2 separate regions of the Homo sapiens genome follow, and region 1 is linked to region 2. Evidence: chromatin loops called from intact Hi-C (ENCODE). Cell type or tissue: Panc1. All regions are shown on one strand. Each heading gives the region's core, and the rest is flanking DNA. Links, peaks and the distances in the headings are about the cores only. Region 1 has its middle 130 kb from the start of LINC02864. Region 2 overlaps NETO1 (neuropilin and tolloid like 1).

What was found. Peaks named below come from ENCODE experiments on the same cell type or tissue, not always from the same donor. Only the 100,000 strongest peaks of a DNase experiment are listed, where the experiment ranks them.
Region 1: a loop joins it to region 2, with 11 times the contacts of the local background. A loop is called at or near these places in 42 of 110 quality-filtered maps.

The regions. Positions count from the first base shown.
Region 1 is chr18:73,131,942-73,142,746 of GRCh38, reverse strand. No RefSeq gene overlaps it. Among named protein-coding and RNA genes, the nearest start is that of LINC02864, 130 kb to the left of the region's middle. In Panc1, for the core only: no CTCF peak of the experiment used is centred there; a DNase peak (open chromatin) is centred at 6,421.
Region 2 is chr18:72,757,287-72,768,091 of GRCh38, reverse strand. All of the region lies in intron 7 of NETO1 (neuropilin and tolloid like 1), which reads left to right. Among named protein-coding and RNA genes, the nearest start is that of MIR548AV, 91 kb to the left of the region's middle. In Panc1, for the core only: CTCF peaks have their summits at 5,161 and 5,375 (motif pointing left); a DNase peak (open chromatin) is centred at 5,341.

The DNA of each region.
Region 1 (10,805 bases), core at 1,605-9,604, 370 kb before region 2:
TAGAGACCACCACCCTGGGAAACATAAGGAAACCCCATATCTAAAATATAGTAATTACATAAATATAAAAGTAAATTTTCTACTAGGCTATTCCACGCCAAACGTGTTCCAACACAAGTTTGTAACTTTCACCAATTTTGTGATGTCCCCTTCTTTATTTCTATATTTCCATTTAGAGGCACTAGTCTTACTGGGGATTCTGGTTCAAAGTGGATGATTATTGATACATTATTTGGCCTTACACAAACACTTCATTATCATTTTTCTTTATTTTCTGATCACAATGATTTTTAGATTTCTCATTACATTTCTGAAGAATGTAGTTCAAGCAACTCATTCCTGAGAGAATTAATGGTTAATGTCAACCACCATTAGTGGTTAATGTCATAAACTTTTTAATTCCCTTATAACTTTTTAGCCTGGCTTTCCCCTAAATCCCAAGCTTTATATTGTTATGTGACTCTATAAATGTCTTATCAACCAAGAATCATATATTTTTATATAAAAAAAAGATGCCTTACAGGGTAGAAAAGATGGAAGAAAAACAGAAAGATAGTGTATTGAAATAACTAAATTGAAGTTTATTATTTACAGTTATATTAAGTTGAAGTTTATTATTGTTACAATTGTTATGAAAAGCTATATGCATTACAGACACTGAAATTAATGCCGTGTATTCCCATCAGCTTCTCAGAACTCTTTCATCACAAGGTAGAATGACAGGATGCGACATTTATTTGGCTAAATTAATTTTCTAGACATTTTAAAATCATAACTGAATGTTGTCACTTCTCATATTGATAACTTCAATGTACAATTGGAGTTTGCAGATACAAATACAAGTAAGTTGTCCCAAACCATAAAACAAACCTCAAACATTTAACTCTTCAAATATTTATCCTGGTTTCAGTGTTTAATGACACTCCTGCAATGTGTCAGCTACTGCAAATCAACACTCTATCACACAGTGTATACGGTTTTAAGACAAATAGCTAAAAATCATGCATGGATAAATAGCAAAACTGGCATAAATAGCTCATTGTTACAGCAAACCTTTAATGAAAGAGAAAAGTAGAATGATGGTTACCAAAGTCTGGGAAGGGCAGTAGTGAGGGGAGGGGAGAAGGGGTTGTTTAATGGGTCGAAAAATACAGTTAGATAGAAGTAATAAGATCTGGTGTTCAGTAACAGAATAGAGTGACTATTCTTAACAATAATTTGCTGCATATTTCAAAGTAACTAAAAGAGTGGAATTGGAATGTTCCTAATAGAAAGAAATGATAAATGCTTGAGGTGATGAATGTCTCCATTATCCTGCTTTGATCACTACACATTGTATGCTTGAATCAAAATATCACATGTACCCCATAAATATGTACACCTGTTATGTATTCACACTAATTAAAATTTTAAAAAAATAATAAAAGAAGAACCTCGGAAAAAAAGACAGAAGAGTACCATATTCAATTTTCAAAGCACAACAATTAAACTTTGTAAATGAATTAATTCTGTGGAAAACAAGAAGTTAATATCTCAGTTTTTGAATTCTTCATATTCTATTCTATTTGAATGCATTACATCTTAGGTCAATAACAGGAGGAATTATACTCAAATACCTACAGAATAGAGGAATTTGACAAATACTGGCCTGTAATTTCTAAACTATAGCTTAAAGCAACTCTGAGGAAACTCTGAAGAAAATAAAATATGATCTACATGTGTATTTTGAATTTTTAAAATTTCTTTTTAAGTAGTAAAAATCTTCAATTCAATTTAAAATATATAATTCAATATATAAATTGTCACTCAAAATGTAATTAATGTGATATATTAATAATGAAATATTTTATATTATTTTTTCATATTGTTTTAAAAATCTGACAGCCTGAGGAACATAGTGAGAACTCATTTCTACAAAAAAAATTTTAAAAATTAGCTGGGCATGGTGGTGCTTACCTGTAATCTCAGCTACTCAGGAGACTGAGGTGAGGGAATCACTCGAGCCCAGGAGTTTAAGGTTACTGTGAGCTATGATCACACCATTGTAGCCTGGGAGACAGAGTGAGATTCTGTTGCTAATAAAAATTTGAAAATAAAAGTAAAATACTTATTGCACACTTTAATATTTATCATTCACTTAAAATACTTGATCTGTATGTAAATTTTATAAATTCATAGTCAAAATTTGTTGATTCACATACCTATTTTGCTGCAAACATAATTAAAAGTTTCCCAATGACTCAAAGTGCCAGTTTTTTCTTTAAATTTAAATTTAAGTAAAATAAAATGAAAATATAAGCTCTTCAGTTGCCCTAGCCACAGTTCAAGTGGTCCATGGTCACTACTATTGGACACCATAAGTTCAGAGTATGCAAACAATGGCTATAAAAAGGTTCATGATACATTCTGATACAAATATTCAAATAATGTCATCTACAACAAATTTTTATTTTAAAATAATGTGGTAAGTTGTTAAGAAATGACATTAGTCACAGATTTTGATTGTTACTTAATCTGCTTTGATATATTTGATTGTGAACACTTAAAGATTTTTAAATGCTGATATTTAGTTATCTTTAAAAGCTACTTAGTATTAAACAATTTGCAAAACCTAAATTCCCAACATTGAATTTCCTAATATAGGACTGTATATTCTTAAAATTTTATTCACATTTTAAGAAAATATACTATATACACATTGTTACTATTGGGTAAAAGTTCATTTAAGTGACATTTTATTCAACAGAAATCCTATGAAGCAAAGAATCTTTCTTTATTGAGTTTAAAGAACACAATAAAAATTATAGATTCTGTGAACAGCTCAGTTTTGAGACACAGAGGCAATGTATTGGCATTAAAGTAGAAGTTCTATCTTATTGAGGATAACTTTGTATCATAGCTGTCTTTTATTCTTAGTTTCATATTAAATTTGAAGAGTGTAGCTTCAAAGATACATTTGGACCTAGGACTTTGAGAGGCTGAGGTGGTTGGATTGCTTGAGGCCAGGAGTTTGAGACCAGCCTGGGCAGCATAGAAAAACCCCGTCTCTACTAAAAACACAAAAATTAGCCAGACATGGCGGCATGCTCCTGTAATCCCAGCTACTTGGGAGGCTGAGGTGGGAGGATTGATTGAGCATGGGAGGCGGAGATTGCAGTGAGCTAAGATCACACCACAGCTTCAGCCTGGGAGACTGAATGAGACCCCGTCTCAAAAAAAAAAAAAAAAAAAACAAGAAAGAAAGAGAGAAAGAAGACAGAAGATGAAAGACAGAAAGAAGACATTTGGAAATTTTGTAAAGAGAAGTGTATACTAAAATATTGTTTCTGGAAATATTAGACTGTTGGGTTAGAGCAAAACTACTTGCTTAAAATTATAAGAAATGCTAGATAAATACTTTAATTTTTAATTGTGTGAATATATGACTAAGCTCATTTAAAAAAGGGTAAATATTTAGGGACCAAAAACAAAGACGAAGCTGAAAGTCCTTTAAGTACTTGATATGGTTTGGATTTGCGTCCCCACCCAAACCTTTTGTCCAATTTTAATCCCCAGTGTCGGAGGAGGGGTCTGGTGGGAGGTGATTGGATCATGGGGGCAGACTTCCCACTTGCTGTTCTTAGGATAGTGAATGAGAGCTCAAGTGATCTGATTGTTTAAAAGTGTGGGGCACCTTCCCTGTCACCCTCTTTCTCCCTCTCCAGCCACGTAAGACGTGCCTCCTTCTACTCCACCTTCTGCCATGATTGTAAGTTTCCTTGGGCCTCTCCAGCTATGCTGCTTGTATAGCCTGCAGAACTGTGAGTCAATTAAACCTCTTTTCTTTATAAATTACCCAGTCTCAGGTAATTCTTTTTTATTTATTTATTTTTATTTATTTATTTTTTATTATACTTTAAGTTCTCGGTAGTTCTTTATAGCAATGTGAGAATGGACTAATACCGTACTGTACTGAAAACTGTGGCTGCTGTGTAGGTCTTTAGCAGGGTTGGTTACAGTCTTGGTGTTTTGCAATTGGTCCACACATTCTTTGAAATTCCCTTCAAAATGTGAGGCCTCCCTTCCCCATGAGATAGCTTATTGCCCTGTTTAACTTCTTTTTATCAATCACCATAATGTCAAATCATCTATACTATCTGTTTATTTGAGGCAGAAACTTTGTCCTATTTATCACTGGATCCCATTACAGAGAAATGCATTCTGAAATGAATTAATGTAGCCATGTACTTGTAAACACATATTTTATGCCTATGCATATATAACAAAATATTGATGTTTAATCTTACAGTTAAATACATACCTTTAAATAAACTTATATTTTAATGTGTTATATATATATATTATATACATATAAATTGTCAATTAACCATATTACAGATAATGCTGCATTTTGATACTCCTGGTGTTAATTTAACGAAAGAATGCAAAATACTATTACTATAAAGATTAGAGTTCATTAGGAAAATTAAAAATAAATGTGAATAACATGCAACCTAACTTTGCCTGTGTTTATATATTATTTGGCCTACCAAACCGCATATGATTAAAATAATACAACGATTTAAATAATACCTTGACATATTTTATCAAGGCATTTAAGCATCTGAGAAATACTACTGAATAGATTTGACTCGATGCATTTTCTGTAGAATCTATAGGACAAGGCAATAATTATACCTTATAATTTCACTTTTCTTCCAAATTCATACCGTTATTATGCCAAGTCCGTTTATACTTTCTACATAATGAGTTTGCTGTGACAAGCCTCCTCTTGGAACTTAGGCTGTAATGCATTTACTGGCTGCAACATGAAACTTATTTTACTTTCACAGCACTTTTTCCTATTAAAGTGCACATTTGTCTGTGGATCCTGCTGGGTCCCATGATTTATGAATATAATTCTGACAGATGACTGTATTGTGTTTATATTTGAAAGTGAATTAGCAGTTAGAATAATTATAATGTTAGCATAATTGCAACTTAGGTCTATTTAATAAAATTTCACTTTGAAAATAACTGTTTGAGCTTCACCTCAAAGTGTCTATCTCAGCAAGGAATCTTTAGCGAATCATAGCATACATTACTTCGTTAATTTGGTGTCACTCTTAGAAGGCTTTCCAAACCTGCCCAATTTTTCATGTTACAAGATTTTACTAAAGGACTTGTCGCTACCTTGCTGGTCACTACAGGCAAGGCAAAGACATGCCCACAGTATCAAATGCGGGACTTCCACGTTGCACATCTCTACGGCGTGATTTTAAAAGCATGCCTTTCCCCTTCAGTAAAGAAAGGCACAGAGATACCTGTAGGAATGGCAACGCAGGAGCTCTGGAGTAGAATCTTTCTAGAACTACAAAATGATGACATGACGACTGTAACATAAAGACTATTTATATTGCAGATAAAGTCTCCAAAATTAAAAGAAAAAAGTGTTTAGGCAATTCTCCTCTGTTTATCATAAGATAATGCTAGGTTAGTGAAAGACAACAGAGAAGTCAGCATATGCTAACAAAGGAAATTGGAAGCAAGCAAAGAACGACACTTGTAAAATAACTCCACATTTGATGAAAAAAGACTGTATTTAAAACAATTTTTTCATTCAATGATATACTAGAAATTGAATTATTAGTAAAATTCAGTTTTTTCTTTCTTCCTAATACTTAAAAATCCACTTATTCACCTAATTTAGTACCCTTAATATTTTTCCAGTAATATTATTGGAAAGAAAACACTAGATAATATGGCTTCATGAGAGATAATAGTTTTAAAAATTCTCATCAAAAGAATTACAAAGCCAGGTAGGCAGTAAATAGCAACAGCTTTAAACTGCTCTGTAGAATATATCCATAAAAACAAAATGGCCCTTTGAATGTAAAAGTTTGTGGTATAAGGGATACTCAATATAATATAAATTAAAATGAATAAATTTAAATAATTTTTCTCTTGAATTTCTGTACTAATAGAAACAAATATGCATACTTAAATCAGAAGTATAACTAACTAATTAACCCTCAATTCATTTTCTGAATATGTGTATGCCTGATATTTGGAGAACTTTTTTTCCAATATGATAAAGCCGTCATAAAATCCCTACTTTAAAAAATTTATATAAATTGTTGTGGAAGGAGTGCAATTTTGTTACATATGTGGTGGTCACGTCAGGAGTTTAGGGTATTCCTCACCTGAATAACGTACATTGTATTCAGTAAGTAATTTCTCAGCTTCCACTTCTTCTCACTTGTGCCCTTCCAAGTCTCCGGGGTCCATCATCACACTCTCTACATCCAGTTGTACACCGTTTGTAACACCCTCTTATGAGTGAGAACATGTGATATTTGTATTTCTGTAACTTTCATGGTTACTTTTAATTTTCAGTCTTCTTCTACTGTCTCCTTCTAAGAAGTATATGCTCTGCCACTAGATGGTGATATAAAGTTAAAGCAGCTTTAGTGTCCCTGTAAAGACAAAAACTCTAAAAAAGTATATAGCCAACAAAGCTAGTTTTAAATGAAATACTGCATTAATTTAATTTGCATTCATCTCCCCAAATCTTAACTAATGATTAAGACAAATTCAAATTGTATATTCATTATGTGTTTATTTGTGACTTAGAATGGATTTCCTATAGAAATTATATTTTGGAACATTAATTAGTTTGCATGTCTATAAAAACTATATATATATTATAGTTGAATTATCCATACCTGCATACTGATACTTAAGTGTACATAATACTACAAAAGATGGCTCTTCAACATGAACCCGTTGTAATTACAAAGAGAAATAGATCAAGTTTCAACTAGAACAGCAGAGCTGCCCAACAGCAGAGCTGCCTCATAGACAGATTCTGGTCAAAAACACTTCTTGACAGCCTCTACTCTTTTCTAAGCACAAAGGCAGTCCAGGAGCATTGTTACAATATCCTTAGTTCTCTTCTTGCCCACCCTAGGGGACTAGAACACCGTATCAGGCAATAAAAATGAGTGGTAGAAAATATATAGCTATATAATTAAAGTGTTTAAATTAAAAATATTCAATTTGTACTAATATTATTTAAGATACCTGCTAGACTATAAACATGTTTTTTAGAAAAGAAAAAAAATTAACATTCTTAACTTATAAATAGTTCCCACAAATAGACAAGGGAAAAGAAAACCAACCAAAGTAAAAACTGAATAAAGTAAATGAAGAGGCAATTTACTAAATCCACAGTTGTCTATTAAACATGTAAAATTATGTTGGTACTCACTAGTCACTAGAAGCATGGAAAAACTAAAAATTATCTTGTTTTACCCAACAGATTGATAATATACAATGTTGACAAAATATTGAGAACAAATATTGCAAAAGCTTTTTGGGAGAGCAATTTGATTGTATTTATTAAAATTTGCTTAACAATTACACATCTGCATGAGAGATCCTACAGAAATATTAACTTCGGTGCACACACAGACACACAAAAGGATATTATGCAGCATTTGCTAATGGTGCAACAAAAACAGCAAGCATATTCATCAGTAGAAGGATAGCTCAAATGTGGGTAAGACACTTTGCTGAAATTAAATAGAATAGAGTTGATTAATAAAATAACACCAAATGACAATCTCCAAAATGCATCAAATGAAGAATTACAGTGAGTTTTAGAAACATATCTATGATATTATCATATTTATCTAAACGAAAAATATGTATCTCAATCGTATTTTTGAATTTACCAATTCTAAGCATAAATGGACAGTAAAAGGTCTGGAGGGATGCACGCTGTTTCCAACAGAAGAAAAAGAAGGAAGTGGGACAATGACACTGAAGGGGGACTTTTATTATTTACTCTTAAGAACTTTATATGGTGGAAATCTTTATATTGTTGATTTTTTTTCTTCATTTTTAAATGTTTTGTTTCGTTTCGTTTTGTTTTTTTTAGACGGAGTCTCGCTCTGTCTCCCAGGCTGGAGTGCAGTGGTGCGATCTCAGCTCACTGCAAGCTCCGCCTCCCGGGTTCACGCCATTCTCCTGCCTCAGCCTCCCGAGTAGCTGGGACTACAGGTGCCCACCACCACGCCTGGCTAATTTTTTGTATTTTTAGTAGAGACGGGGTTTCACCGCGTTAGTCAGGATAGTCTCGATCCCCTGACCTCGTGATCCTCCCGCCTTGGTCTCCCAAAGTGCTGGGATTACAGGCGTGAGCCACCGCGCCCGGTCTTAAATGTTTATTGTTTGATTACCAAAAAGATAACTTTAACTTGTTACAGGACGTGACAAACAGATTCACATTCAACATTATGTAATTGCTCAAAAACTGGGAGATAATAGTTGTATTTTCATACATTTATAATTGAACAGTCTATATTTTATAGAACATTAGTAAAATTTCTTAAAGTTTGCACAATAACAATTGACAACAATCCTGGTGTGCCCAGTTGACTAAGATGTCATCTTGATGTTTATAAACTATAATCAGAACCATTTCATGATGATGATATTCTGAAATATAAACAAATTTAAATTGTCTAAGTTATGGTCATTTTAGCACTAAGGTATATTAATTTTTTAATTTTTTTTAAATGTTGACTAGGAATAAGGTTCTATAATGAAGTAAATTGTCCAAAGATTAACATTGCAAGAATCTGATAACAATTTTGGTAATACAGACATCATTGTCATTAGCTTTGAAGCCCTTTGTCTCTTCTGCCTTAGGAGGATTCCTTTACAATCGTGCAGATCATTGAAATGTAATGTCAGAACTTTTTCTGTTTTTGTTCTTTTCATTTATTCAGATAATTCAATTCATTCAAAAATATTATTTTTCTGGGCACCCTGCTAGATGCTTGTCAGGTAATCAGGACAATGAGGCAAAATTCCTGTTTATAGGGATCGTCTTTTTGCCTGTGGTCCACACGTATGCTCACTCTTACATGCTAGAAGCATGAACAACAGTAAAACAGATAACCTTATTGACTTTGTTATAATAATAACAATAACACAATTTTATGTGAGAATTAGATGATTTTACATAAAATAAACATTTTTATTCCTTAGAAAAAGAAGTGGTGTTCACATTGCGCTAATTATTCATTGTATTTACTTTATATTTTGTATTTCTAAATATAGTTTTCTTTTGCTTGTTTGTAACTGAAAATAATTTGATTCATATTAAAATTATTTTTCAGTAGCTTTATTTGTTGAACCAAAATTTTACTGAAAAAATGTCAGTACATGTAGACATAAGTCATTCATTTTCACAGTGGTGTTACAATTTTATGAACTTGTAATATTATTTTTCATTCTATTATTACCAGTTTTTATTGTTACTTGTTTTCATCGTCAGATTTTTTGACACATGGTGTGTTTAGAAACACTCTCCTACCTGTTTCCTGGGGGCATGTTTACAACTATTCATGAAATAATGGAATGGTTGGCTTACAGGATTGGTTCCTCTTCGGCGTGGCTAGATAATGGCAAATTGTTTTCAGGTTGTGTGTGTGATGTAGATTCAGAGCAGTGATATGTAAACAGTTGTGATTGCTGCAAATCCTTTCATGCACTTGATAATTCAGAAACACTAGTAATTGTCAATCTGTGAGCATGAACTATTGCCTCATGTGGTTTTAATTTGCATTTCCCTGATTAATAATGAAGCAGTGCAAGTTTTTGTATGTTTATTGACCACTTTTGTTTCCTTTCCTCTAAAATTCAAGTGTTTTGTGTGATTGCGTGCGTGTGTGTGTGTGTGTGTGTGTGTGTGTGTGTGTGTGTGTGTGTGGTTAAAGACTCACTGGCATGTTTATCTATTCAGAAGAAGAGTAAATATCAGTTTTATGGGATGAAAATATCTTTTGTAAATGTGTGACTTTTATTTCCATTTAATTTATGGTCTACATTAAGGAGCAGAATTTCTTAACATTAATATTCTCAAACATTTCCTTCTTTTCTTTTGTGGTTTATGCTTCTTGAGCTGCCATGTATTAGAAATGCTTTCCTATCCAAAGGAGTAAGGATATTCTTCCATATTATTTTTAAAATATTTTATTATGCTTTTGACATTTACAATTAGATCTTTAATAAAGCTGAAGTTGAATTTGTGATTTAAGATAGAAGTTCTGTTGTTTCTCCATATGGATGGTGTATTAATGTGAACCACTTTATTAAACATCCATGCTTTCCTGCCTTGCTAGGCAACATCATATCTTTTCAATGGCATTTTCAAATGGGAGTGGTATTTTGGTGAGTCCATTTTTCCCTTCCATTACTGAATCTTCCCTTTCTACACCAAATACCCTCTATCCTAATTACCAGAGCTTTATATAAGTAATCATAAATAATGAGTAAAGTAGTTTCATGTAGCTGTATTTGTTTCCTGGGGCCGCTATAAAAATGTACCACTCTGGGTGGCTTAAACACCAGCAATTTATTTTCTCACAGTCTGAAGGCTAAAAGTCCAAGATCAAGGGGTCCACAGGGTTGTTTTCTTCTGAAGCCTCTCTCATGTTGATGTCCATCTTCTCCCTGTGTCTTCAGCTGGTCTTTCTTCTGTACATTTCTGTAACCTAATCTCTTGTCACGAGGACAACAGTCATATTGGATTAGGCCCACCTCGGGACTTCACTTCACTGTATCCTAAATACTTCTTTAAGACCACCATCTCCAAATACAGTCACATTCTGAGCTTCTGGATTTAGGATGTCAACCTATGAATATTAGGAGGACACAATTCATCTCCTGACAGTAGCCCTATGAAAACAAAACCTTTTAATCTTTCCAATTCTTATGTATTTTGTTTCCCTTTCTCAATTCCACCCCTATTCCAT
Region 2 (10,805 bases), core at 1,490-9,489:
GGAATTACAATGTGTAAGAGCACATGTTCAGTGTCAGCCAGTTCTTCCACTTTCTTACGTGTGATGCCTGGACTTTAATCTTCAATTTCCTTTCTGTAAAACAGAGAAAACATCACAGGGCAACTGAAAGTTTTAAATGTATGTCTGGAACGTAGCAAATGGTCAGCAGAAGGTGGCTAGTATTGTATCCGTTAGTGAGATAACAACATACTGAAACTTGGGTAGTTAACACTTTCAAATACAGTGAGGCTATTGAGCAAAGGAAAATGAAATAAAATTGTATAATCTACCAGAAGCCAACCAACCCTCCTTTCCTCCCTCATTTCTTTCCTTCCTTCCTTCCTTCCTCTTACCTCCCTTCCTTCCTGTTTTTTTTAAAGCTTTTGATTGAGTTTGATGGCACCATAAAGAAAACAACTGTCAAAAGTATTCTAATATTTGAAATGAATTATCGATGGACTTTTATTACTGATATGGTTACTTAAACCATTGAAGAAGTATTATGTGTACAGACATGTAGTTTGATGAAATACTTAAAATTTAAAGTTAATTTTCTTAAGTAATTTGACCAAAACAAGTATCTTAAGTAATTTTGCTTCTTTGCCTATTCATTGAGTTACTGAGAAAATATTGCAGAACTTTCCATCGAACCATTTAGAATAATTTTTTTAAATAAAGTGTGTGGGTCTGCAAGGAATCACTTGGACAAGAATAAAGGCAGGAAATTTCCTGTAATTTTTAGTAGAATCATTGGGAATAATACATATTAATGTGTCTGATTCTAGCTTTACAACCATTGTGGTTTATGTCTGCCCCTGAAAATACACAGCATATGTTTGTTATATGGAAACAGAAAATTATTATTTTTAATTGATAGCCTCTGAACTAGCAGATTTTTAAGCTTGAGGTCATGGTGATGTGTTTACGCTTGGCTCTAATCTTCATTTACTGCAGGCCCCCTTTGTGGGACTTGGCATGTTCAATGAGAGCAAGTATTGCACCTTTATAAAAGAATAATGTGTCTAAACTAGCCACCTGCTACTGACATGTACATATTATGAAAACCAACACTGGCCCACATGTCCAGGGCCTAATAGTAATCAGCATGCAGATGCCAAAGATATTTAATACCCTCCTTATTGTAATTGTAATGTCTAACTACACACATTGAAGAGATCATTGTGGGGCTGAATCAAGGCAGACATAATGGAAGTATAAAAGTATGTAGTAATTTCTAGGGAAGATAAAATAATGGATACATTATGATAATAACGGATAAATTCACCCCACATACAAGGAAAGATTTTTTATATATGGAATGTAAGTTTCCAATGAAGATGTGTTTCTTAATGTAATATCTCTCAGAACAGTAAGAATATGTAATTTTTGCACAAAGATTGGGGAGGAATCTCATAAATATGTGTGAGATCAAATTGAAATTTGTGAACAGAATTTCTTGTATAAAAACAGATTAATATATGTACATCTTGATAATACTGGATATTTTCAAAGTAAAAGTCATATTGGAACAGAGTTTTGAAAACATATTGATTTTTCAAAACAACTATGAAGGTGATAAAGGACATGAAAAAAAGATACACAAATCTATTTCTGGCCTCAAGTCTGGTCACCATTTTTCAAATAAAATGTCATTTCCTCTAATTACATAGCCTATGGGCCATTTTAAGTTTCAATGTGCTGACAAGGGAAATTTTTCCATTTGTTTTGGAAAAAAATTGTTTTGTGGGAAGTTCTGATGGCCAAATATATTTTATATATTTTTTATATTTTTGTTTGTGTAGAGTACCACAATTAAAAATGATAGTAGCAAGCTACACACACACACACACACACACACACACACACACACATATTTTTTTTTTTCTGAGACTGAGTCTCACTCTGTCACCCAGGCTGAAGGGCAGTGGCACAATCTCGACTCACTGCAACCTCCACCTCCTGGGTTCAAACGATTCTCCCCGCTCAGCCTCCTGAGTAGAGGGATTACAGACATGCACCACCACACCAGTCTACTTTTTGTATTTTTAGTAGAGATGAGTTCTCACCATGTTGACCGAGCTGGTCTTGAACTCCTGACCTCAAATGACCCACCCACCTCGGCCTCCCGAAGTGCTGATATTACAGATGTTAGCCACTGTGCCCAGCCAAGCTATGTATTTTTAATGACATTTTTGAAGTTTTTAAAAATTTGCATCTTCAGTTGATTACTCATAATTGATATCTCTAATGTTTTATTTTCTTTCAAGTTTATTTTTTAAAGTTTTGCTGTTATTTAAAAATTTAAGATCATTGTCAGACATTAATGAGAAGATGGCATTTAATATTCATTGTGTTGCTTAAATAATTTTTATTCTGGCCTGGCACTGTGGCTCACGCCTGTAACCTCAGCACTTTGGGAGGCCAAGGTGGGTGGATCATGAGGCCAGAAGTTCAAGACCATCCTGGCCAAGATGATGAAACCCCATCTCTACGGAAAATACAAAAATTAGCCAGGCACAGTGACAGGTGCCTGTAATCCCAGCTACTCGGGAGGCTGAGACACGAGAATTGCTTGAACCTGGGCAGCAGAAGTTGCAGTGAGCTGAGATCATGCCACTTCACTCCAGCCTGGACAACAGAGTGAGACTTCATCTCCAATTAAAAAAAAAAAGAATTTTTATTGTGATATATAGTCTGTCACCAAGTATTTATGAAGCATCTACAAAGTGGTACATCTGGTTGCCAGACTTTTTAAGAGGAAGCAACAAGGCACAGATAAGTTAACTCAAAGGGATCAGCCCAAGCCCTAGTATGTATTGTGGGAAAACCAACATGGGTGATGTGGTGGGAAGGATGAGGGCAGGATGACCTGGTGGTTATGGTGGGTGACATCTGAGGTTAGGAAGAATTCTATAAATGTTTAGGGTGAGCAGAGGCTGTGAGAATATAAATCACTTGCTGTGTACTAAGGGGTACAAGGAGTTTGGAAATTAACCTAACATTATTGGAAAGTGTTTTGGGGTGTCTTCAACAAAGTGAAATGTGGCCTGATTTATACTTTCAGATGGCCAAGGTCCCCATGGTTTCTGTGTCCCTGAACTCCATGTAAGATTGCTGTCAGTGAATGGTGGCCTGGCTCATTCACAGCAGTGGAGACCTCAACAAGAGCTTTGTATTGAGATAGAGCCATGCAAGAGATGGCCACTGGCTCAACGGTATCCGGGGAAGAAAGGACCCAAGGATGGTCTTGAGCCTTTCGCCTGAACACCTGAGGGGATGGTTGTGCCCTTTGTTAATGCCAGGAAGGTGTGGGAGGTGAGAATTAAAAAGGAAAATGTGGATAAGAGGAAGAGGGTGATAATCATTTTGCTTAGGCCCATCAGCCATATTCTGTTTGCGATGGTAATTACAGTTCCAAATGGAGACGTTAAGTAGGAATTTCAATATTCAGGGTAAGTCTGGATCTCACACAGTAGTCAGAGCTGGGGATGTAAGCCCCCTCGTTAGTGGGGGCTCTGTGTCTGATGAAAATTGCCGAGAGAGAGGACAGAGGAAATAAGGGACCTGTGACAGCCTCAGGGGGCTCAGCTACAGGGGTCTGTAAGACACTAGCATAGCGGCCTGAGAAGGCAGGGGGAAAATCACCTTAGTTACCTGAACTGATAAACATTAGTAATAAATAAAAGTAAGTATGCTAGATTTTGCTCTTCAATGTGAATTCATGACCTAACTATAGAATGTTGATATGTGTCATATTTACATATTCATGTAAGTGTTAAGCTTTGCTTCCATCCCTCACCAAACAGAGTAATAGATTCTAGACCATCCCAAGGGTTAGAAGTTTTAATTTAAAAAAGTAAGCTTTAGTAAATATTCAAGGCTGATAAAAGTTGAACCCAAGAAATAAAGCAAGAAGATGTAAATGTACTCTGATATGGTTTGGCTCTGTGTCGCCACCCAAATTTCACCTTGAATTTTAACAATCCCCACGTGTCAAGGGCTGGACCAGGTGGAAATAATTGAATCATAGAGACAGTTTCCTCCCATGCTGTTCTCATGATAGTGAGTTCTCATGAGAACTGATGGTTTTATAAGGGGTTTCCCCCTTCGCTGATTGTCACTTCTCTCTCCTGCCACCATGTAAGAAGTGCCTGTTTTGCCTTCCAACATGAAGACACTGTAAGTTTCCTGAGGTCTCCCTAGTCATGTGGAACTGTGAGTCAATTAAACCTCTTTTCTTTATAAATTAGCTAGTCTTGGGTATTTCTTCACAGCAGCCTGACAACGGACTAATACATACTCCAAGCTGTTTCCTCCCCCAGCTGCTTTTCCATACGTGTTTGTGAGCATTTCCATTCAAATTAAAGATCAGGGAATGATGAAGAATTAATAAAGAGCAGAAGTAGGAGACCTAGAGGTGTGACTGTGGCTGTGTGGTGTGTGTATGACTGTGTTTGAATGTGTGAGTGTGTGTGTGAATGGTGTGTGTGTTTGTGAGTGTGTGTGTGGTGTATGAGTTTGTGTGACTCTGTGTGTGAGACAGCCTGTGGCTGTGCCCACACAGGCCAGCACAGAGCTGGGTGTTTTAGACGAAGCTCAAAATTAAAGAAGTTAAAATAATTTGAGGAAAGCAAGAAGCAAGAATGTCTGAAGAGAACAAGATGAGTGGACTGGGGAGGGGAGGTGAAGAGAGCCAGACCCTAAGTCCAGGGAACATGTGTTCCAGTGGTGTAATGAGTCTTTAGGAGAATATGATCAAGGATCACTTCGTTTTCCAATTTTTCGTGATGTAATATGATGACTTATTTGACGTTGAACAAATTACCAATGATAGTTTTATTAACCATAAATCATGGATAGTTGAAACATCAGTGTCTCAAATCTGCCTGTTTTTATTTCAATGTGTTTTAATATTTCTTGAATATTATTTAGCAGATTTCTGGATTTCAAAAAAAAAAACGAAATCTAATAGAATAAGCGTAGTGGATTCTGCATTAAAGTAGCTATTATAAATTAAAAACCTTTAAGTTACAGAATTGAAACAGTGTTAATCCACATGAGATAAACACTAAAATCGGAGGTACATCTATAACTAGACCTTTCACATTAAAAAACAATGTGTTCTATGATTCTTTATTAAATACATTATGTAAATCTACCTTTATTTTGAGTGTTGTGGCTTTATTTTATCTTCTCCTACATGACTAAAATATGTAAGAGATTTGTCGTCCCCTGCTACATAATTTGCTTATTTAAAGAATTAGTAATGTATAGGTTTAGGAGTTACTGCACATGCTTTCATGGTTTATTTTAATCATCCCCATGAGGGAGTCAAAAGCTCCTTCACTGAAGTCTGATGTAAGTTCGCCACCTTGTGGTAATAATGGGAATAGATGAGGGTTTAAAAACAGAATTCAAGAGTAATGAAGCAATAGAGCAAAGCAAAGGTGCTATGTAAAAACTATTTTCCTGATTTAAAAATCTGAAAGAGAAAATTAACTTTTTTGATTAACATTTCGTATTTTTTCATGCAAACTTATGAGTTATCCTTTAATTACAAAACTTTTTTGTGTGTTTTTAATGTATATATACATATACTTATACATAAAAGTATATATGGAAAATTTCTCCAAAAAAGGTAAATATAATTTCAGTAAATCCTAGAAATCATCACTGCCAACATTTTGGCTTTTGCATTTCTGAAATAATTTACATAAGTGCATTGGTATGTGAGTTTTCATAAATTAAAAAGTGTATTCTCAGTTTAGCCGGGCGTGGTGGTGCATGCCTGTAATCCCAGCTACTCTGGAGGCTGAGGCAGGAGTATCACTTGAACCCAGGAGGCAGAGGTCGCGGTGAGTGGAGATCGCGCCATTGCACTCCAGCCTGGGCAACAAGAGCGAAAATCAGCCTCAAAAAAAAAAAAAGTGTATTCTAATTTTTTACCCAACTTTACATGTTAATAATCTCCCACCCTATTCTATGTTCTTTTAAGAATTAAGAATTCCATCACTATAATGATTTCTGGACACAATGGAACACTTTGCCAAGTTTTAGTTTTTAAAATTTTAAGTGGTAAACAAGTAAGATTGGAAATATTTGGATTAAACAAAGTTAAACAGGCATATTTTACCTCATGACTTCTTTGAATCTTTCAGTGGGTGCAAGGCCCTGAGACTCACCAAAACTAACATACCATATTTCTTAGTCTTAAAGGTCCTCTCCTCAGCAAAATATTGTACTAAATTTTGTTTCCAAAGAATTTATTATAAAGTATTTGAATAAATGTTAACTGAAGATTATTTTATTGGAATTTTTAAATTAGAGTTAAGGTACCCATAGATAACATCAAAATCAGGATGTATCTACTAAATTACTGTGAAGATTTTGTTACTAAAATTATAAGCTGATACTGTCCCTGTTATCCAAGCCTCAATTCTATCGGATCATTTACATGTCTGCAAAAACATTTCTTTTAGATTGCAGCCCAAGGTTGAGAGCTATTCTGTTCTACATATGGCCTGGCTTGCTTTTCCAAGATGGGATCTGAATGTCTCTCTTAACAATTGGATGTTAGAAAATACCTGTTATCTTGATGGTCTCATTAAACTGTTAAAAAAAGAGTATCACAGCTAAATATCTTACACAGCTAAACCTTCCTCCTATTAAGTAGTACAAACACATTCCAATACGTATTTGTATTTTATTTAATATGCATAATTTATGTTTTCTGCTTTTCTTGTAGAATTGAAACATAGTATTTCATATTAGACTTGGTTGTAGCAAAGGCATATTCTCCAAGGTACAAAGATAACTAGGAGGTCTTAGCTTCAGAGAACTCCTTGACGCGACTTTCAAATATGCATTCTCGTGTAGTCTTAACAAGGGATCTGTGAATGATTTTCTTCACTTTACAAATTAGAAAATTTAATGTCAGTTAAGTCACGTTTATATCATACATCTTAACATTTTATATCATACATCTTAACATTTTATATCATACATCTTAACATTTTATGTCATACATCTTAACATTTTAAGTTTTTTGTTTTGTTTCATTTGCTTTTGTTTTGGTAACGGTGGTGGTAGTTCAAGAACAGGTAACATTCTTTTGTCATACACCATATGACAGTATCTGTTATGGTTTTTAAAGATCTATCACATTTAATTCTTAAATTTTATGTAATAGTTATAATTATCCCCATTATATAGATATAAACAGAAACTGAAAAAGTTAGTGAATTTGCTCAAGATCACGTAACTCACGTTGGAAAATCAGGCATATTGATTCCACAGTCTCTGCACAGTACTCTCCTAAAACGGTTTACAATTCTGTCTTGTAATGTTTGTATTCATGCTGCTGACACTATACGGCATTCTGTGCATTATTAAGTCGCTTGGGTAAGTATTATCTTTATCCCCATTTTACAGATGTGGTAACTGAGCAACTTACAGGTTAATCAGCTCAAGGGCAAAGAGTGTGAAAGAGGCAACCCTGGGAGTCAGAGACCAGGTGGCCAGGATGCAAGGGACTTAATCACTGCACACCACACACTCTTATAAACCTGCTTTTGCTCACGAGGAAGCAATCTGTCCTTAAGGATTATCGCTCCTGACAGCCCAAATCACAGCTGGGCTCTCTGTCCTGTTGGCAGGACTCTTCAATCCCAGGCTGATGTGTGTGGAGAAGTACTCTCTGAGCTGTGTTTAATCTACAGTCTATTGCACAGCCACAAATGAATGCTTTGCACAAATGCATATGTATTGGTGTATGTGGGAGGAGGAAACAGTGAAGAAAGGTTCATTTTGAAGTGTTGTAGTGTCTACTTTCTAGGTGAGTGCTTTAAATCAAGAGCAATGATATGCTTATACACAGGACATTATTTTGGCTGACTAGAATATTTTGCTTCATTAATAGAAATCAATTTCCATCTTCTTTGGGTCGTTAGATCTGGATGATAAAATGGTGATGTCAATAAACCCAATAAAGTGAAATCAAGTTAGTTGGAGGGTCTCGTGTCTAAATACAATTTCAAGTAGTTCAGTGACAAAAAGCAATAGCAAATCGTTCCATCTATGTTCTTAGTGTTTTAACGTCAATGGGAAGCTCTATTTGCTATTCTGATAGAAACAAGTATAAAGTTGCGTGTCCCCTCTTGTGACCCTGGAAACTGTGTGAGGTACTTGGCATTTGGATTGTTACTTCTTTGGCTGCCACTTTATTACAAATAAATTTTGACTTTCCTTGAAATCACTAGGAAATAAAGCAGCTGGTTTATAAGGGACAATAGCTTAAATGATGAATATTGAATCTCGTAAGTAGAATAAGTCTTATGTAAATTGGTCGAGGAATATGTGCTTTGTCAGAAATAGTGAAAGAAGCAAAGACAGGATGCTGAGTTTAGTTTCTGAGAATACATGCTGCCCATAGCCACTACATGCTGCGTTGGAGACCGTGGCCTTGATTGGAAGACCATGGCCTTGAAGGTTAGTTCTCAACCAATAAACACATTTGTCAGAGTCTTCTGCTCTCTGGAATACTAAGGTATGCAACCCAGTCAGAGTTAACCTTTTGCTAAGTAATATTAATCAGTTAAAATATCTGTTGAATATTTACTACAAGCCTAGTAAGCTTAAGCCATTATGAGCGATTAAACATAAACATTAATTTTTAAAAAAGCATAGTCACAAGCCTCAAATATATACAAAAAAGATGATAAAATATACTCTTAAAACTTTAAAAATTACATGTGAAATAGGACTTAAGGAACAGCTAAGTTTTCTGATAGATTGGAATAATATTGTAAGACTGTTTAAGACAGGTTTATAGATTATAGGGTTCCGATGTGATTTGGATGGCAGAGTGGAGAAGGGGTATCTGGGGCAGGTAGAAGGAGGGAGTGGTGTGTGGACACGGTGCCGGATAGGTCAGGAGTGTGCTAGGAGCAATGGGCTACACACATTGGTGCACCGAGTGCACGCAAGTCGTCGAAAGAGCAATGAGAATGTAGGCTTGATTTGGTCTATTGGTGCCATTGTAGTTCTTAACCAGGAGAGAAATGAGAGTCTTTAGTGCATCATTGCATATATGCATTTCTGAGAGAGAGATTCAGACAATAACGAGGAAATTCGGAACCCAATATAATATTATACTTTGGGTGTCTATAAAACAAAATTTATTTTTGCCAAAGGTATGTACAATTTTATACATTGCTACTTTTTTGTTTGTTTGTTTTTGTTTGTTTGTTTTGAGATAGGGTCTTTCTCTGTCACCCAGACCCAGGCTGGAGTACAGTGGCGCAATCTCGGCTCACTGCAACCTCCACCTCCCAGGTTCAGGTGATTCTCCTGCCTGAGCCTCCCGAGTAGCTGGAATTGCAGGCATGTGCTACCATGCTCAGCTAATTTTTATATTTTTAGTAGGGACGGGCTTCACCATGTTGGCCGGGTTGGTCTCGAGCTCCTGGCCTCAGGTGATTCGCCCACCTCAGAGTCACTAAGTGCTGGGATTACAGGCGTGAGCCACCACGCCCAGCCTCTACATTGCTTCTTAACCATATCAGGATTTGCTTACTTGTTTTTATTTTTCATTTGCACAGCAATTCTTTATTAGCAAAAGTAAGGAAGAAAATACATGGAGAAATACCTAGGATATTACAAACACCCCCACCCCCCTCCTCCACACACACACACACACACACACACAAAGAAAAAAAAAGCACCACAAACAAAAGGGAGGCTAACTCCTAATTAACTGGCATATTTGCATAATTATTTAATGTGAAAAAGCATGTTAAAATGTGATTTATTGACATTCCTGAATTACTTATTGCATTCTTGGTAAAACCACTAATATGTAGTAACTGATCCTGGAACATTGATAGTTTCACAACTACCAAGCAGCAGAAACAGACACAATCCCATTTGGATTATTTGGAATTCAAATTTCAGTGCTCTTACCAACATACTAATGCACTTCACTCGATTACCAGAATGCAATGTTATTTTTATTTATATGTTTAAATTTTAAACTACCCCTTCCTATTTAATAATTATAATAATTTTTCCAACTCATAGAAGGTCGGTAAATATATAATTTTTAAAGGTATTTCCTACTTGATGGGTAATTATACTTTCAAAACGTATACTACAATTTGTTAGGTAATAAGTATTTTAAGCATTTTTACAAAAGCATTTTACAACCATTCTAATATAAACTTTGCCAAAATCTCCTTTATATGCTGCATACAAATTTTGACAACATTCACTATCTAATTAACAGACCTTATCAATTCTGCAAAAGCCATTATAGTCAGCTACAGAAATTCAAATTTAGTTGCTTACTAAAGAGCAGGTCTTTACAATAATATACTGGATTGTTAAATTTTACATTATGAAAGGTTTATACAGAACAGTACTTAACAAATCATTAGCAAAATAAAGTGTTAAGCGTGATACTTTTTTTTTCAAAATGACTACTACATATTTTCTACTCTTAATTTTCATTTTCCAAAATTACTATTATATGCTTTTTACTCTTTAACCAGGAACATAAAGTCAAAATGAACAGAGAGGGAACTGTTTGGGTTGGGGGAGGAGGTAGGGGATGAAGAACCAGGAAGAATCACATTGCTTGAATTAGCTATTTCTTTGCCTTACTTTTGGTTTTCAGAATTTGAGTGTTTTTTTTTAAAGGATTTCTCTCGGAGTATTAAAATACAGTAAGTTGCCTTAAGTATATTAAATTGCAAAGTATTGTTTTGACAGTTGTGGTTAGTGTAGCAAATATAGTAAAGAAGCTAACT